Regions from separate parts of the Homo sapiens genome. Here regions 1 and 2 are each linked to region 3. Evidence: read pairs that join two places in POLR2A ChIA-PET (ENCODE). Cell type or tissue: GM12878. All regions are shown on one strand. Links, peaks and the distances in the headings refer to the core of each region. The heading gives the core; the rest is flanking DNA.

Region 1 (6,329 bases), core at 427-5,426, 120 kb before region 3:
GACTTGGTAAAGTGACTAGAAATTTACCCATTTCCAGGCATTTAAGCATTCACTTAAAAGAATGAAGTGACTAACTTACCTTCTCCCATCTATCTCTGGTACTTACAATACGCATTATAAAACTCAGACTAATACTAAGGAAGGAGTAAAATAGTGAAGCATTTATCCTCACTTTTTCTAGTATTTAGGGTATTCACATAGCTCCAAAGTAAAATTCATGCACAGCCATCTATTCTGCAGTATTTAAAACTTTTTAAAACAACAAATCACTCTTGTCCACATACATTTTAAAGTAATTTAACAAACAAAATACACTGCTCCATCTTCATAGACAGTATTTTTAATTTTGGAAAGTCTGGTTTTCTCAGCTGGTGAAGCTGTCAGAATAAATAGAAGGCAATATCTGGAAAGATGACAAACACATGGGTCAATGTCAAATACAAGCCAATCTCTGTCAAGAAAAAGAGCCAAATTCCTGCATTTCCATTTAAATTACGTTATCCAACTCAAATACCACCATGCCACTTCAAATGAAAATAGTTTCCCTTTAAACAGAGCTTTTTACAAAACTGATAGAGTATAACAGATTAAACAACTCTTTCAGCAATTTTCTTAGCTACTACAAAGTAAGGCATCTATGTATAATTATAATAAGGGGAACATTTAACAATTAATTGAGCCAGCTAAAGCTAAATCTCCAGAGCTTAGGAGTTCAAATGCTTGCTCACTAAGAAAAAAGGACAGAGGATTTTAATATAACTGCAGGAAATCTCAGTCCAATTAGATTCTAGGTAAATATAAATCTTGTTGCACTGTGATTGGAACTCTGTCACAGTCCTCCGGACTGATTTTAGCATCTGGCTTGGAGAGTCAAACCAAAGAACTCCTTGCCCCACTGTTTCTCTCCACACACTACTGAATTAATCAAGTACCTCCAGGTTCTGTGCTGAACAAAGAAGGTCTTCTGAAGGCTGTCAGCTTGCTTTTACAACCAACCAATAAGACTCACAGAACATATCATACAACTGTGAGGCAGTAACATCTCTGAAAATATTCATGATTTACCCTAGTTTATCATGGCGACACCTTAAGTAATTCACTGTCTTTCCTCATTCAGAATTAGATCACGTGAGGCCAGGAGCCATCCCCTTTTGGAGTTTTGATAATGGAGACTTAGCAACTATCTTTCAAACCAAGGAGGATTAAAAATTAAGTAATCAAATTAACTAGGGTGGCAGTTCACTTCCTTAACTTAATATACATCTTTTATCTCTGTGAAGATCTAGAAAAGTGCAGAAGGATTTAACAGAATCAAAAGTATCGTATTAACATTTTGGGGGTCAAAAAATCAGGATATATTTTATATTTTAAATAATTTTATAGTTGAAAGAATTTGGTCTGTTAGAAACTGGCCTTGTAACCCCAATCTAAAACCCCAATCTAAAACAGTAACACTTAACAAGGATTTTAATATAGGACTGGCCCTTTCTGAGTTCCGCACCTATGTGCTTGTGTATATACTTATTTAATCCCCATCACAATTCTGGAGGTAGGTACTCTTATCCCCATTTTATTGATGAAAAGACAAAGGCACAGAGGCTGTCCTCTACTCCACGTTAACCCACCAGCAGTGGGGTACTAGATTATGCTGTCCTTTCTCCCTCTGTGTAACTGATTCAGATTTGTGGTCAAGATGAAACCTAAGGAAGTTTATGCACAACACTGAAACATCTAAGAGAATTTTTTAGGGCTGTTTCACTTGTAAGTCTAATTAACTTATAAGAAGAGTTAAGTACTTGAGGTTTGTGTTAATAGACTTTTTAAAAATAGAAACCAAATATTAAATTAGTAAAGGCAAGCTTAAATGTTGAAGATATTAACGAGTTTATAAACAAGACTAATTTGTAATTCAAAATCCCTTAAAAGTGATTAAAATGTTTAATTTATAAATGAGATTTATAAGCTGAATTTTTTAAAAAGTGTAACAGTGTCCTTCAATTTGCAACTTTAACAAATTGAATATCAATTTTTTTAAACCTAGGTAAACCTTCTGGACAGTCATTTCTGCATATAAATATCAATCTTAAGGACTCTTCCCAAAAAGTCCTCCCATCAACTGCTCTGTGCACATGTCTCCTACTCAACTGCTAAAGGAAGAACAGCTGAGACAATGCTACCCAAGAGAGGCACCTAGGGCTAAGCACTCACATCTAGCAGCTAACTCTGCCTGCGCTAATAGGTATCTAGGGAATGAGTAAGTGCCTAGAATGTGCTAGACACTTTTCCAAGTACCTGGGATACATCGGGGAAAAAGATCCCTGTCCTGCTGGAACCAACCAGCATGGAAAAAGACACACAACAGAAATGGAAATGGAAGATGCCATGGGTGTGAGTGACTGTGAAAGGTGGGGGGATCCAAGAATTGAAAATCCTAGTGGGCTCAAACAATTTCTGGATCAATTGGCCCCAGGAAGGTGGAAAGTTAAGAGGTAGAAGAGTGGAATCCATGAGTAGGTCATCACCAGGCTGCATTCCTGAATCTGATCATTAATTGCTCATAAAAATACCTTCAAAGATTGACCTTTCAACATGTTTTTGCTCATTATTGAGCCCAATTTTTAAACAGCCACCTAAAGAACATTTCTGTTTCCTCTGGAACACAGTTTTTGAACACACTGTGGTTCACTGCTTCTTATGTAGATATTTCTGCTATAACACAATATATGTTACTGGGAAGACCACATATTCAGCAAAAATGTTCACTAAAAATGAAAGGACTTACGTAAAATACAGGGTAAAAAGCAGACTACTCAAACCCTATGCAACTCTGAAATCAGATGGCTATTTTGTTAAAAATCAATACTTAAGAAATAAGAAACCCAGGCAGTTACCCAAGAGTGGCTGCACGCTGCCAAAGGTGATACTGAGAATACATGAAAACAACAGATGCTGGCTTGAAGGCACCAAAACAATGCAGTAATCTGGGGGTTTTTGTGAAGGTGAGCACAGCAGACAGGGCAACCTGCCACAGAGCATAATGTTAGCGTGTGCCTCTCTGGGGAGGGAACCCCAGGGGACAGGTGTTCATTTTTCATTTCATTTTCAATAGAAATGAGAAAGCTCCTGCTGATGCAACAGCCAGAGTGAAAGTTTAAATTCTCACCTATTTTTTTCCTTTCCTGCTAAAATACAATCCCACATTATACCATTAAAGTATATATTATAATTCTATTCCATCTGGTCACACTCCTCTTGCCTAGCAAAAGTTGCACATGAACCAGCATAAAGTGCACATTCTATTGACCTCACTGTTCTATTTACTTACCTATCACACACAAAGCAAAACAAACTATTGCTAAATATCCATATGCAATAACAAGGTCTCATGGCCAGCCCACATCTATTTCCCCTACCAAACTGCTTCCCAAGCTCATTGTGGGGAATAACTTTAGCCCCATCATGTGCAGGCTTGGGAAAGCAATCAATCCAGGTTTCTGTCTTTTTTTATACAAGACATGTGCATGCAATTCAAGGTAGACATACTATATTTACTCTTTTGGAACTGTGAATCTTGAGCTGAGTGACAGCAAGGACAGGAAGATCCTGAAGGGCCCTATTCCAGTTATAGCATGTGGTTGGAACGGTCAGTAGTTCCCGCCAACCAAGTACCTGAACGCTCTCGTTCCAAGTAGGTTTTGGAGGCTTTTTTCCAGCTTCCCAACCATTATGGGGGAAGCCTGTAATTATGTGAGCCACTCTAACAACACATTGCCCTTTGTGTTATGTGATCAATGTACACCACCTTGCATCAAAAAACTTTTCATGCATACAACATGCTTGCTTTTTATTAGATCATAGAAAAATGTGTATTTCTCTTTCAGTTACTTAGGGTTCAAAATCCAGTAATCACCATTAGCCTATGTATTCTTGAACAATTTACTACTCACCTTCTCAGCTTACTTCCCATAGTTTCCTTATGGACTATGTTGCCCAGGCTAGCCTCAAACTTCTGGGCTCAAGTGATCCTGCCAACTCAGTCTCCTGAGGAGCTGGGACTACAGATGCTCACCACTGTGCCTGACTAGACATACAATTTTTGGCAACAGGAGAGCTATAAATAATTTTAGGAGTAAAAGGAGAAAAGAGAAAAAGAGCAAAGTAATTATATCACTTGCATTTTCGAAGAAATCAGTCTATCTCTTCTTTTTTCTTCCACACAGGTTATTTGTTTTTTGTATTCTCTTCAGGGTTTTATGCAAATGTCCGTTCATTCTTGGCTTTAACCAGTTCTCACAGGCCCATACCATTTTACAAACCAGCTGTGTGACTTTGGCCTCCATGTCTTTGTTTCCTCATCTGTACAGCAGGGAAACAATGTCTAGGTTGTATAGGAATTTTCTAAGGACTAGAAATTACACACTCAAAGCAAATCCAGTAGATAGAAGGTGCTTTAAAACTGGTTGTCACCCATGTTGTAGCTCCCTTACTATTTACAGCCAAGTTCACAGTGCCCTTTGCAATCAGGCACTTTAGAAGATGCAAATTATTCCCAATAATTTGGCCAGAATGTAATTCTGCAGCCACCTCTGTTCTTCTTGAACTGCATGCATCATATTTTAACGTCAAAATCTCAAGCCATGAAATCACATATTTTTTCTCTAATTTTTGATCTGCCTAATTTGTAGTCTGCCACAGGTAAGTGACAAGCATGCTGGGTACTAATCCTCTCACCTCATGCAATGGACTCATTTTATATCTGCGTTAGCTTGAAAAAGACTGGGAAGCACTAATGAGTGATTAGTGACTCTCAAATCTAAACGTGTGTTTAAATCACCTGGACATCTTATTATATAAAACATGGATTTTGATTCAGCAGATTGGGGGCGGAATCTGAGATTCTGCATTTCTAACCAACTCCCATGGGATGCCAATCTGTGGCCAATGCTTGGTGCAGAGAACAACTACAGTACAGGTTTCATGATACTTAATGATCCTTTCCCTATAAAATCAAAAAAGATATGATTAATTTGTCTCAAATATCACTTCCCATTTCTCTAATTAGAATAACTTTAGTATTTTCTCTTTCCTCTATCCTCACGAAGTAATAAGTTTTTATGTGCTAAAGAATTGTCTTTCACATACGTGGAATTTGAATAACTTCCTAATATACATGAAAAGGCAATCAACTAAAAGATGAAATAAAATTTCAAAAGAAACAGAAGAAATTAAAAGTTAACTAATGTAATCCATAACTAAAAGTTCACTATAATGTGACTGAAAATAAGAACTACATTTTCCCAACTGTTCCAAAGACATACAACTAAGAGAACTGAGGAGATGTCACTCAAATGTGAAACACCTGAACCTGAGTCTACCTAACAACAAAGCTCTCAAATGTGAAACACCTGAACCTGAGTCTACCTAACAACAAAGCTCTTCCTGCCTGTTACAGGATGAGTTTGTCCTTCCCAAAATTCGTATGTTGAAGTCTTTACTCCCAATAGCTCAGAATGTGACCTTATTAAAGAACAGGTAAGGCCAGGCACAGTGGCTCATGCCCGTAATCTCAACACTTTGAGATGCTGAGGCAAGACTCCTGGCTTGAGTCCAGGAGTTCAAGACCAGCCTAGACAACAAAACAAGATCCCTTCTCTAAAAAAAAATTAGAAACTAGCTGGGCACAGTGCCGTGCACCTGTAGTTCCAGCTACTTGAGAGGCTGAGGCAGGAGGACCACTTGAGCTCGGGAGTTCAAGGCTTCAGTAAGCCGTGTTCATGTCACTGCACTGTTGTCTGGACAACAGAGTGAGACCCTTCCCCGCCACTCAAAAAAAAACAAACAAACAAAAAAAAAACAGGGTCATCATTGCCAATGTAACTAAAATAAGGACACATGAAAATATAATTACACTGTAGGTGTGATTAGTTAACATTAAGTAAGGTGAGCCCTAATCCAATATGACTGGCATCCTTACAAAAAGGAAAAATGTAGATAGACACAGAGATATGTACACAAAGAGAATGCTATGAAAGATCACCACTACGCTGCCACAAAGCAGCAAACTACTGTAAGCAAGGACAGAGGCTTGAAACAGATCCTTCCCTGGTGCCTTCAGAGGTAACATGAGGCTGGGTGGAGTGGCTCATGCCTGAAATCCCAGCACTTTGGGAGGCCAAGGTGGGCGGATAGTGTGAGCCAAGGAGTTCAAGATCAGCCTGGGCAACATGGCAAAACCTTGTCTCTACAAAAAATACAATTAGCCAGGCATGGTAATGCATGCCTATAGTCCCTGCTACTCAGGAGATTGAGGCTGCAGTGAGCAATGATCA
Region 2 (6,329 bases), core at 682-5,681, 360 kb after region 3:
CCATATACATGTCAAGGAGAGAGGCCTCAGGAAGAACCAGTCCTGCCCTCACCTGGACCTTGCACTTCAGCCTCCAAAACTGTGAGAAAATAAATTTCTGTTGTCTAAGCCCCCAGGCTGTGGTACTTTGTTAGGGCAGCCTGAGGCTTTCTACAGACTAGGCGGGAGAGACATGTGTCCTGGCAGGCGGTACTATCCCAGCTCCTAGGGCCCCCAATCTCAGAGGTCAGGGATGACTTGGAAACTCCCTACCCCCACAATGCCCAGATTGGCAAAGCTGGGCCGGGACCCTCCACCAGCTCATGGAGGAGAAAATGACAAAAAGCCATTCATACTTGTCAGGAGCTTAGCCCTTTTTGGAACTCAACACCTTTTAAGTGTCCTCCAGAGAAAGGAAGTGGAAGTACTGCCGGGGATTAGCCAAGCAGTGAATAAACCATCTGCGAGACCTGAATTCCCCTGCGTGGTGTCGTGGTGTCGGTCAGATGACCACAGGCAGGCCACTTGTCCCCAGGACAGCAATGCTCTCGGTTTCCCTGCCCTTCAGAGCGGGTCCTTGGGAGTTCCCAGCGCTGCCCAACCGGGGATCTTCTGTTGTGTGGTTCCTGGAACCTGTCCCCACCAGAGTCAGGGTGGGGGCACCTGCAGACAGGGAGACACACCTCCACTTCACACACAAATGGACAGTTATATTGAAAAGCAGCCCACTGGTTTTCAAAGACCCTTAGGATGCCATCCCTGCTGCCAGGAAGGGGTCAGAGGTTAGACTGAAGGGGGCTCAAGGCAGAGTCTGCTCAATCACCTGCCCCCACCCTGGGATTCCTGTACCTTTTCCCCACCCCAAACTTCATCCTTCCTACAGATCTCTGGGGGCTGGCACCTGCCAGGAGGAAAACAAGCAGGTCCCTTCTCTGGGCCAAACACAATGCCTGGTGTAGGTACCATGAGACCTGGGGATGTTAACATAACTCAGAAAACGCTTTGAGAACCAAACTCTTGTGCAACAATATGCCAATTTAAAAACCTCAGGACAGAGCAGGGCTGGGGGAAGCCCAGCTGTAGGGAGTGAGGCCTGGTGAGAGGCTGCCTGGAGGTTTCTTCCCTGGGAACAATGGACACTTATTGTCCAGCTCCAGCGGCAGAAGGGTCAGGACTTGGGAGAAGTTCAGGGAGTCAGCCCCTAGGCCAGGCTACCACGAGGTCACTCTGCAGCTTTAACTGCAGAAGGGGAGAGGAATGTCTAAAGGAACTCGCAGATGCACACTCATGCCCTAGTGCCACCGTCTGTAGCCCTCAGCTCAGGGATGGGCAGCCTGAGTTCTCACACCTCCTGCCAAGTTGCTGGTGCTCAGCGCTCTGCCATGAGCTTCCTGCTGCACACAGGGACACAGCGCTGCCACCTTCACCAGTCACCTCAGAAAACTTTTATGGGGAAATAAACGAAACCAGTTCAATGATTGATATTTTCAGGAGTAGTGGCCGACATGGGGTACTATTCATGTGGCCACTGCATCCATCCCTCATTCAGATGCCACTGCCTGGGGAGACGGGCCAGCTCTGCCACTGGCTTGTCCTTGCAGTGCCACGGTGAGCTCGTTTCAAATTAGAGAACTCAGGCCAGGTGCGGTGGCTCACGCCTGTAATCCCAGCACTTTGGGAGGGCGAGGTGGCTGGATCACATGAGGTCAGGAGTTCGAGACCAGCCTGGCCAACATGGTAAAATCCCGTCTTTACTAAAAATACAAAATTAGCCGGGAGTGGTGGCGCACGCCTGTGATCCCAGCTACTTGGGAGGCTGAGGCAGGAGAATCGCTTGAACCTGGGAGATAGAGGCTGTACTGAGTAGAGATCACACCACTGCACTCCAGCCTGGGTGACAGAGCCAGACTCTGTCTCAAAAAAACAAAACAAAACAAAACAGGCCAGGTGTGGTGGCTCATACCTGTAATCCCAGAACTTAGGGAGGCCGAGGCAGGTGGATCATTTGAGGTCAGGAGTTTGAGACCAGCCTGGCCAACAGGGTAAAACACCGTCTCTACTAAAAATACAAAAAAATTAGCCAGACGTGGTGGTGTACGCCTGTATTCCCAGCTACATGGGAGGCTGAGGCAGGAGAATGGCTTGAACCCAGGAAGTGGAAGCTGCAGTGAGCCGAGATTGCGCCACTTCACTCCAGCCTGGGTGACAGAGCTAGACTCCATCTCAAAACAAACAAACAAAAAACAAATTAGAGAACTCTGACAACCTTCCAGCTCCAGGCCCAGGTTTCCCCTTTTTGCTACGTTGGGACTTCCCACTGCCCCCAGAGCAGGGTTTTTATGGCAAACATGGGGGGTCACAGACTCTTGCTTCCTCTGTAACCCTAGAGGGTGGATGAACGTGTGTGTGAGAGGCACGGGGGCTAGACCCTGCTGGAGTCATACCCACACCTGCCCCCAGCTCAGCGGGGCCAGAAGAAACTCAGAGATTCCCGAGATGAACCGGCTCGGCCAGGACGCTTCCTTCTGACCCCCAAATGAGCTGTCCCGACCCTTTAGCAGCCCCCCTATGCTCACAGGCCATACAGCTGATGCCTGGCCCCATGGAGGTCCTGGTGGAGGGGGTGGTCACCTCACCCCTGCTGACCCTGGTCTGGCATCACGCTGGCGCCCACCACCGTGAGGGGAGGAAGGGCTGCGCCACTCTTGGAAAGGCAGGTCCCCTTATGTGGGAGGTGGGGAAATGACCCCCTCCACAGCAGCTCTGGCCTCCCTCAGGTGGGCGTGGTAAACACACAGCCACTCAGGCACACCACATGAAAGTCAAAGACAAGGACGTCTGTGGGAGCCGCCTCACCAGCTAAGACAGAGTAGAAAGGGACTTCTTAAACACAGGGACTTCCCCTGAACATTGAGTATCTCACACAACCTTAAAAAAGCAACTGCCACCAAAAAATTCAAAATGCTGTCAGAATCAGTGGACACGAAACGCTTGGGTGAAAGCTGGAGACGTGATAGGCTTTCGAGCCACCGTTGTCTCTCAGCAAGACACTTCTTAACTACAAAAGGGAAAAGAGTTAACTTGCAGTGCAGGAACTTGGCAGATATCACCTTAGCCCAGTGATGAGAGTTAACATCACCAGTAAGGGAATATGTCCAAGTTGCTGGCCACCAGGTAGAAAGCAATGAGAAAAACATGTTTCTGGGATATCCTGCCAAACATGCACAACCTGAACCCACTTATGAGGAAGCACCAGACAAACCCAAATTGAGAGGCTTTCTATAAAATACCGGGACTGTACTCTTCAAAAATGTCAGTATCATAAAACACCAAGAAAGGTGGGAGAACTGTTTCAGATGGAAGGAGAATAAAGATATATGAAAATTAAGTCAACATACAAGCCAAGATTTTCCTTTGCTATCAGGGACACTGTTAGTCCACGGACAAAAATCTCAATAAAGGCCAGCTGCGGTGGCTCACACCTGTAATCCCAGCACTTTGGGAGGCTGAGGTGGGTGGATCACTTGAGGTCAGGAGTTTGAGATCAGCCTGAGCAACACGGTGAAACCCCATCTCTACTAAAAATACCAAATTAGCCAGGCATGGTGGCGCATGCCTGTCATCCCAGCTACTTGGAAGGCTGAGGCAGGAGAGTCACTTGAACACGGGAGGTGGAGGTTGCAGTGAGCCGAGAGATCGCACCATTGTACCCCAGCCTGGGCAACAAGAGTGAAACTGTCTTGGGTGGGAAAAAAAAAAAATATATATATATATATATAAATAAAATTTATATATATATTTATTAAAATATATATTTAAATATATATTAATTTAAATATATATTTAAATATATATATTTAAATATATATTTAAATTAATATATATTTAATTTAAATATATATTAAAATATATATATTTAATTTAAATATATATATTTAATTTAAATATATATTTAAATTAAATATATATATTTAATTTAAATATATATTTAATTTAAATACATATTAAAATATATATATTTAATTTAAATACATATTAAAATATATATTTAATTTAAATATATATTTTAAAAATATATAAATTATATATTCAAAATATATATTTAATTTAAATATATATTTAAATATATCTAATTTAAATATATATTTAAATATATTTTAAATATATATTTAATATTAATGTATATTTAATATATATTTAAAATTAAATATATTTTAAATATACATTAATATTAAATATATATTAAATATATATTTAATATTAAATATATATTTAATATATATTTAATTTTAAATATGTATTTATATATAATTTTAAATATATATTTAATATTATATATTTAATATTATATATATTTAATATTAAATATATATTTAATATTATATATATATAATATTAAATATATATACAAATATTTAATTTTAATTGTTTTGAGATAGGGTCTTGCTCTGTCACCCAGGCTGGAGTACAATGGCACAATCTCAGCTCACTGCAACCTCTGCCTCCTGGGCTTAAGTGATCCTCTCATCTCAGCCTCCTGAGGAGCTGGGACTGCAGCCGCACACCACCACACTCGGCTAATTTTTTAAATTTTTTGTAGAGACAGGATTTTGCCATGTTGCCCAGGCTGGTCTCAAACTCCTGGGCTCAAGTAATCCATCCACCTCAGCCTCCCAAACTGCTGGGACTACTGGCGTGAGCCACTGTGCCCAACCTAAAAATAAATTATTGTTGAAATTGTATCTCAGTTTTTAAAACCTGTTACAGCCAAAAGACAACATAGACTCCTAAAAGGAGTCTTGGACTGGGTCAGAAGTAGATTCTAACTCTGAGCCTCTCCTTTACTGAAGGGAGACTCCCTGAAACTATTGGTATGGCATAAAAGATGAAATGCTCCTGATTATTGTAAATACAAAATTGCATGCAGGATTGTGTAAAGACAATGCCAGGTTGGACTGCCAGAATGAGCCAACAGCGCGTGATGTGCTTCCCCCTGCAGAGAGCCTATGAATGGACGTGCAGTCAGGGAGGTTTCACATCACCAAGATTCCTATCCCAGAAAAGCAGATGTTCATAGCTCTGGGAATGGAATGCGACCCTTGTGGAGAGCCTATAAACGGACTCATGGGGTGTGCCTGTCCATATGGACAACATAGGGCTATAAACGCCCTCACCTATAAACACCCCACGGCTCTTCTAGGCCTCTTTAGGGTTATGGCATACTCCCTTCTGAGAATTTCTGGTCTAACTGGTTGTCTAGCTTCACCTCCCGTTGCTATGGATTGTTTGTAACCAGCTTTTGCTGCAACTGTTACTGCTGATTAATATCTTGCTAATCATAGGTTATGGAAAGACTGTATTTCTGTTTTAAGGCTCTGTTAGAAATTACTGATGCACACACTATATTGTAAATTCTTATCCCTGTATACTGTACTTCTGCATACAGATGTTATGTTAAAGAATTACTTCATCACCATGTGACCGTCTCACCTCATAATCAAATGACCCTAAATCCCTCACTAACCTACCCCCGCCCTCACTAAACTTAATAATAAATGCTGGTATATCCAGTGCATTGTTGGCACCGCGGGCGACCCCCCTGTTGGACCCAGCTTTCACTATCTTGTGTGTGTCTATTATTTCTTGACCTGCCGATCTGCCTGGGAACAAAGAGAGAGCCCCATTGCATTGCCGGCTGCTGGCCAGATCCCACAATACCTTACTAGCTATGTAGCCCTGGGCCATCACATCTGCTATGAGGGTAATCACCCCACCCATCCATTCTGTTGGGTTACTTTTTTTTTCTTTTTCTTTTTTTTTGAGACAGGTCTCACTCTGTCACTCCGGCTGGAATGCAGTGGTGGTCTCGGCTCACTGCAGCCTCAACCTCCTGGGCTGAAGTGATCCTCCTGCCTCAGCCTCCCAAAGTGCTGGGATTACAGGTGTGAGCTACCACTCCTGGCCCTGTTGGGTTATTGGTGATTAGTGAGCTAATGAATGGAACAGCACTCTGCAAACATCAGGGGCCAGACACAGCTCATGCTGAAATGTGATTTCCTGAGGATGAGGTCTAAACTGCCCTCCTCTCTCTGTAAAGGGGGCCACGCAGGTGCTCTCCTGGGAACTTGTGCACGTGCAGGATTCTCTCTAACCTCCTGCCTTTATGTGGCTGTAATCAGTGTTAGCGATGGTTTCTGTCACTTCGCATTGAATCATATCATTTAAAAAAATGACTTACAGAATTCAAAACCAGTATCAAAGAGCTGCATACCATTTCAGAAGGGGAGGGTAGACTCTTAACTTCCTGTTCCCCCACTGTTGGACCTTGAGGTCACTTCCAAATTCTCACC
Region 3 (6,329 bases), core at 408-5,407:
TATTTACTATAATTATTCCCTTGGAATACTAATATTAATACTAAGTTAAATTCTTTGAAAATCCAGCCAGTGTCAGTTATGCTAAATGAAAACAAAACACTTTGTACAATTTTATATTTAAAAAGAGAAGCTCTACACTCTAGGATTAGAAGCAGTGGAGCCAGCAAGACTCTCAGGGCAACATTAGCTACCATTTATGGAGCACTTCTTATGTTCCATGTGCCAGGCTAAATTATTTTCATACATTATCCCACTAATGTATAAACAACCCTATCATTTAGCTATTATCAGCTCCATTATATAGACAAGGAAATGGAGGCACAAAGACGTTCCATAACTCTAACAGGATTACAGGACAGAGAGGTGGCAGAACAAGGATTCAAACCCAATCCTTCTGTTCTCAAGCTCAGACTCGGAACCATTATGCTTTACCGTCTTACCAAAATGAGAATCAAAATGAAAGAACCTCAAAGAGAAATAAAAACTCAAAGGAAGAATCTGAGTTCTTTAAACAACACCAGAGCAATCCTGTCCTAAAACTGGAGGATTTTCAGGTTTTGCAATGTGACAAACTTGGAAAAGATACATCTGACACTAAATCCTTTGGCAATTTTATTCCACCTCGGGGCTTCAACTACCCCATTCTCAGTATCTCCATCTTAACCTTGATGACTTCTCAAGATATTAAATATTTCCATCTGCCTAATGACAAAAATCACTCATCTCAATAAAAAGCTGTATTTATTAGCATCTTCTTCCTCAAATCAGTTTGTCCTCCTGTGTTCCCAATTTTTTAATGGCACAGGTGTAATGCAAATTACCTATGCTTCACACCTCCCCCACATGTAAGACTATATGCCTTGTTCTAACAGTTGCCAAATCCAACTAATTCTACCTCTACAACGTCTCCCATCTGTCATACCTCTTCATTTCCCCTACAGTTAGAAAGGTTAGATTCTCGGCCGGGCATGGTGGCTCATGCCTGTAATCCCAGCATTTTGGGAGGTCGAGGCAGGCAGATCACCTAAGGTCAGGAGTTCAAGACCAGCCTGACCAACATGGAGAAACTCCCCCGTCTCTACTAAAAATACAAAAAAATAGTCGGGCGTGGTGGTGCATGCCTGTAATCCCAGCTACTCGGAAGGCTGAGGCAGGAGACTCACTTAAACCCAAGAGGCGGAGGTTGCAGTGAGCCAAGATCACGCCATTGCACTCCAGACTGGGCAACAAGAGTGAAACTCTGTCTCAAAAAAAAGGAAAAGAAAAAAGAAAGGTTAGATTCTCATTACTTTCCACCCAGTCTTCACTCTCTTCCTTTCATGACATACTAGAAATAGCTATCCTAAAACACAACTCTATCATGTCACTCCTTTATCAGAACACCTTCAAAAAGGCTCCATTCCCCACCAATCAACCCTTCAAGATTCAGACCAAATGCCTCCTTCTCCAAGCAACCTTGTGTAATCTCCTTCCCCTAAGGAGAGGTCATTGCTTCCTCCTCTGAACTTCAGCAGTACCTCACTTGACCCTTACCAATTTCAGCCTCCTATCACAAGTACCTGTACTGACATACAAGCATCGTCACCCTACTGGAAGACAAGCGCCTTAGGAGAAGGTTCAATGTCTAATTGAACTGTGAGTCTCCCACAAATTCTGGTGAAAATATACTTGCACACAGTAGGTACTTAAATATTTGACAAATGAATGAAAAAATTACAAATCAGCTTTCTCGGTTATAACACAAGCTTTTCAGCACAAGAACTTGTGCCCATTTACTTAATTTTTTTAAAACATACAAATTGTGAAGACTAATCATAATTTCCATGAAACCAGCCCTTTTTGGTTCCTAGAATACCCGAGAAAGGTGCTTATTTTATTTGAAGACAAAAAAAGTAGCATCAGTTAGCTAGGTCAGGCACCATCTAACTCTACTATTCACTGAGGCCAGGAACATTTCCTAGGGCCTCAGCTTTGGTCCTTCTGGATGAAGCCTCAGGGGGACTTTCCTCTGATAATGGACTAAACGATTCAAGATGACCTTAATGACCACCCTGTTTAAAACAGCCTCCTTATTTCTCCAATACTTCTTCTCCAAACATTGATGTTTCCACCATAAGGTCAGCTCCTCTTTTTCTTCCCCTTATGGCAAGGCTTATGGAGAAACTACACCACATAAATGAAGACTAGGAGCTCAAAATTCCAGAATGACCTGGGACCATGGAAAATTAGTATTTTGCCTTCTACAGTAAAGTCACACTCTTGAGCAAAGGAGGAAAAAAAAATTATCACAGTCCCTCAATCAGCAAAAATCTAGGCATGGAAGACTAAAAGAAGTTAGGGTCCAGTAAGCTTAAAAAAGAAAACAGTGACTCAGAAATTTCCTATCTGCAATATATAGCAGGTTTAGAGGACGAAAATGAAAACAGAAGATTATTTCTAGACAGCTTGATGGAGAAAGATAATATTTACCTCAGTAAAGTTACAACCATAGGAACAAATCCAGATTCTATTTGTTTTTGTACAACTCTGCAAAAAATCATAGGGTGTAATTCACTTCTCAGTTCAGAAATAAGACGTCCTTAAAAAAATAAGTAAGAGGTACTTCTTGAAAACTAAAAGAAAAAAAATCTACTCCCATAATCAAGAGTTTCCATGCAGTATTAAAAATGATGTCCAGCTGGGCGCAGTGGCTCACACCTGTAATCCCAGCACTTCGGGAGACTGAGGCGCATGGATCATTTGAAATCAGGAGTTTGAGACCAGCCTGACCAACATAATGAAACCCCGTCTCAACTAAAAACACAAAAAAATCAGCCAGATGTGGAGGCGCACGCCTGTAATCCCAGCCACTCAGGAGGCTAAGGCAGGGGAATCACTTGACCCTGGGAGGCAGAGGTTGCAGTGAGGCAAGATCGAACCACTGCACTCCAACCTGGGCGACAGAGCTAGACTCCGTCTCAAAAAACAAACAAACAAAAAACAAGACCGGGCACGGTGGCTCATGCCTGTAATCCCAGCACTTTGGGAGGCCGAGGCAGGCGGATCACGAGGTCAGGAGATAGAGACCATCCTGGCCAACATGGTGAAGCCCCATCTCTACTAAAAGTACAAAAATTAGCCGGGTGTGGTGGCATGCGCACCTGTAGTCCCAACTACTCGGGAGGCCGAGGCAGGAGAATCACTTGAACCCAGAAAGCAGAGGTTGCAGTAAGCCGAGATCACGCCACTGCACTCCAGCCTGGCAACAGATCAAGACTCCGTCTAAAAAAAAAAAAAAAAAGTCCCTCCTATAATTCAGGAAGTGAAGGTGCTAGTTGACTGTTATTTATTCTCACTCAAAAAGCTAACTCAAGGTCAAGAAGACCTCTGCCACCAGCTGCAGTGTACCAATCCTAGGAGGCTATTTCTCAGAACCCCATGCTTCTTATCAAGATGGTTCCCACGCTGTCTTCCCTTTCCCTCATCACTGCCTCCTCCAGGTCAAAGAATATCCCCAGGGCAAGTTGCAGCTGCTCCTTATGCACTCAGCCCTGGCCTCAGAGTACACATGGGTTTTGCCTCATCTATGACTCTTGGGGGAAGCTTACTATGCAGAGAGCAACTGCAATGTGTCGCTCTCTATAGGATCCCAGCCAGGTGCCTTAGTGCCATCGGGAAAATGAGAGGAAACAAGGAACACACAAAAATCATGAAATACTGCTTCGGGTACTAACTCCAAGACAGAATTTTTTTCTTAAGTTAAATGTTTAAAAACAAAAAAAAGCTACAGTCATCTATGTATTCAGTCATCCAGTCAATCCCATGCCAAGTATAATCTCTGTTAACTATGCTTAGTGTGGTCAGAAAGGAAGTCTAGATAAACAATCACAACAACAGAGTGGGCTGAATGCAAACAGCCGGGGTTCAAGGAAGGCTCCCTGAAGAAAATTACCTGTAAACTGAAGCAAGCAAGAGGTGACCAGGCTAAGAAGAAAAGAATGTTCACCACACAGCCATTACTCAGGGACGTAATTCACCCAGATTTCTATTTTTAAAAGATCAAAGGCTCCAAAAAAGCAAAGGGCCAGTAAGCACAAGACAGAGGCTCAACCTCATTAGGGAAATGCAAATCAAAACTGTAAGATACCACTTCACACCCATCAGAATGGCTACAATCCAAAACCCAGATAGTAAGTATTAGTGCTAATGTGGAAAAACTGCAAGGTTCATGCATTGCTAGTAAAATTGTAACATGGTGTAGCCACTTTGGAAAACAGTTTGTCAGTTTCTCAAAATGTTAAACAGAGGTTCCATACCCCCCAAAAATTTCACTCTTAGGCTTTGGAAGTCACCCCAAGAGAAATGCAAATACACATCCTCACAGAAGTTTGTACATGAACGTTCACAACAGCATTTTTTTAACAGCCAAAAAGTAGAACCATTCAAAGTGTCCATCAACTAGTGAATAAATAAAATGTGGCATAGCCACACAATGGACTATGATTTGGCATTTATTGGGAATGAAGTACAGATGTTATGCTACCACATGGGTGAACCTTGAAAACATTATACTAAGTCAAAGCAGCCAGTTACAAAAGACTACATGATTCAATTAACGTGAAATGTCCAGAATAGGCAAATCCATAAAGACAGAAAGAAGATTAAGGGCTGCTTAGGGCTGGGGGATGAGTAGAGGAGGAAATGAGGAGTAACTGCTCATGGATACAGGATTTCTTCTGGGCATAATTAAATGTTCTGAAATTGCAGTGATGATTGCACAACTCTGTGAACACAAAAAACAATTGAATTGTACAATTTAAGTAGGTAAATTATATGATATGTGAATTGTATCTCAATAAAGCTGTTATAAAACCAAACAAAAGGCCGGATGCGGTGGCTCATGTCTGTAATACCAGCACTTTGGGAGGCTGAGGTGGATGGATCACCCGAGGTCAGGAGTTCAAAACCAGCCAGGTCAACCTGGTGAAACCCCATCTCTACTAAAAATACAAAATTATGCCAGGCGAGGTAGCTCATACCTGTAATCTCAGCACTTTGGGAGACCGAGGCAGGCGGATCACAAGGTCAGGAGATCGAGACCATCCTGGCCAACATGGTGAAACCCCGTCTCTACTAAAAATACAAAAATTAGTAGGACATGGTGGCACGTGCCTGCAATCCCGGCTACCCGGGAGGCTGAGGCAAGAGAATCGCTTGAACCAGGGAGTCGGAGGTTGCAGTGAGTCAAGATCGCACCACTGCACTCCAGCCTGGCGACAGAGCGAGACTCCGTCTCAAAAAAAAAAAAATTAGCCGAGTGTGCTGGTGCATGCCTGTAATCCTAGCTACTTGGGAGGCTGAGGCAGGAGAATCACTTGAACCTGGGAGGCAGAGGTTGCAGTGAGCTGAGATTGCAACACTGCACTCCAGCCTGGGCAACAATGAAACTGCATCTCAAAACAACAACAACAAAAAGAAAAAACAAACAAAAGATCAAAAGGACTACAGCAGTGAAGAACAAAATTTCTAATTTTGTTAGAAATTAGAGGATTTGAACATGCCAACTGGTTTGGAATCTATAAAGTAATTCAAGCAAGAGACAGTGGCCAGGTGCAGTGGCTCACGCCTATAATCCCCGCACTTGGGAGGCCAAGGCTGGCAGACCACTTGAGGTCGGGAGTTCAAGACCAGCCTGGCCAACATGGTGAAACCCCATCTCTACTAAAAATCAAAAAATTAGCTGGATGTAGTGGCACGCACCTATAATCCCAGCTACTCAGGAGGCTGACGTGGGAGAATCACTTGAACCCAGGAGGTGGAGGTTGCAGTCAGCCAAGAGCCAAGATTACACCACTGCCCTCCAGCCTAGGCAACACAGCAAGACTCCATTGCAAAAAAAAAAAAAAAAAGAAAAGAAAAAAAAGAGAGAGAGAGAGACAGTGGCCTGAACTAGCGTAATGGATTAGGAAGAGATAAGAGATACAGGAAAAAGAAACAATACTTGATTCTATATAGTGGGGAGAAGAGAAGGAATCAACACAGCCCAGGGTTACTTACTTAGAAAATTGAGTAGCATTTATCAAAACAGGAAAACACAGAAAGACATGTTTGGGAGCAGGAAAATTCACAATATTGTGAAATTTAATTATATTTACAAAAGTTATATAAGGACTTAGAGAAGGTTTTAAGAAGGTTTTGTTTTAAGGTTTTGTTGGAAGCTTTCTTGGGCATTTATCTAATTTTAAAATGCAATTTAATGTTAGTTATGTTTATAAGTAGAACTGGATATTTAAACAGAATTCAACTTGAATTAATCAACATGTATCAAAAACTGCATTATTTTTCTTTTA

What was found. Peaks named below come from ENCODE experiments on the same cell type or tissue, not always from the same donor. Only the 100,000 strongest peaks of a DNase experiment are listed, where the experiment ranks them.
Region 1: POLR2A ChIA-PET joins it to region 3 with 5 read pairs; 3 of 35 experiments call an interaction of 5 or more read pairs at or near these places.
Region 2: POLR2A ChIA-PET joins it to region 3 with 7 read pairs; 1 of 35 experiments calls an interaction of 5 or more read pairs at or near these places.

Annotation. Positions count from the first base shown.
Region 1 is chr1:8,640,713-8,647,041 of GRCh38, forward strand. All of the region lies in intron 2 of RERE (arginine-glutamic acid dipeptide repeats), which reads right to left. Among named protein-coding and RNA genes, the nearest start is that of SNORD128, 150 kb to the left of the region's middle. RefSeq lists a silencer at 2,937-3,066. In GM12878, for the core only: no CTCF peak of the experiment used is centred there; a DNase peak (open chromatin) is centred at 3,029; H3K27ac peaks cover 2,756 bases.
Region 2 is chr1:9,119,436-9,125,764 of GRCh38, forward strand. The region is part of intron 1 of GPR157 (G protein-coupled receptor 157); the gene reads right to left. Among named protein-coding and RNA genes, the nearest start is that of GPR157, 6.5 kb to the right of the region's middle. RefSeq lists enhancers at 2,186-2,686, 2,687-3,187. In GM12878, for the core only: no CTCF peak of the experiment used is centred there; a DNase peak (open chromatin) is centred at 2,876; H3K4me3 peaks cover 1,119 bases; H3K27ac peaks cover 2,062 bases.
Region 3 is chr1:8,760,676-8,767,004 of GRCh38, forward strand. All of the region lies in intron 1 of RERE (arginine-glutamic acid dipeptide repeats), which reads right to left. Among named protein-coding and RNA genes, the nearest start is that of RERE, 54 kb to the right of the region's middle. RefSeq lists an enhancer at 3,396-3,445. In GM12878, for the core only: a CTCF peak has its summit at 3,497 (motif pointing left); DNase peaks (open chromatin) are centred at 3,416 and 3,996; H3K4me3 peaks cover 1,849 bases; H3K27ac peaks cover 3,005 bases.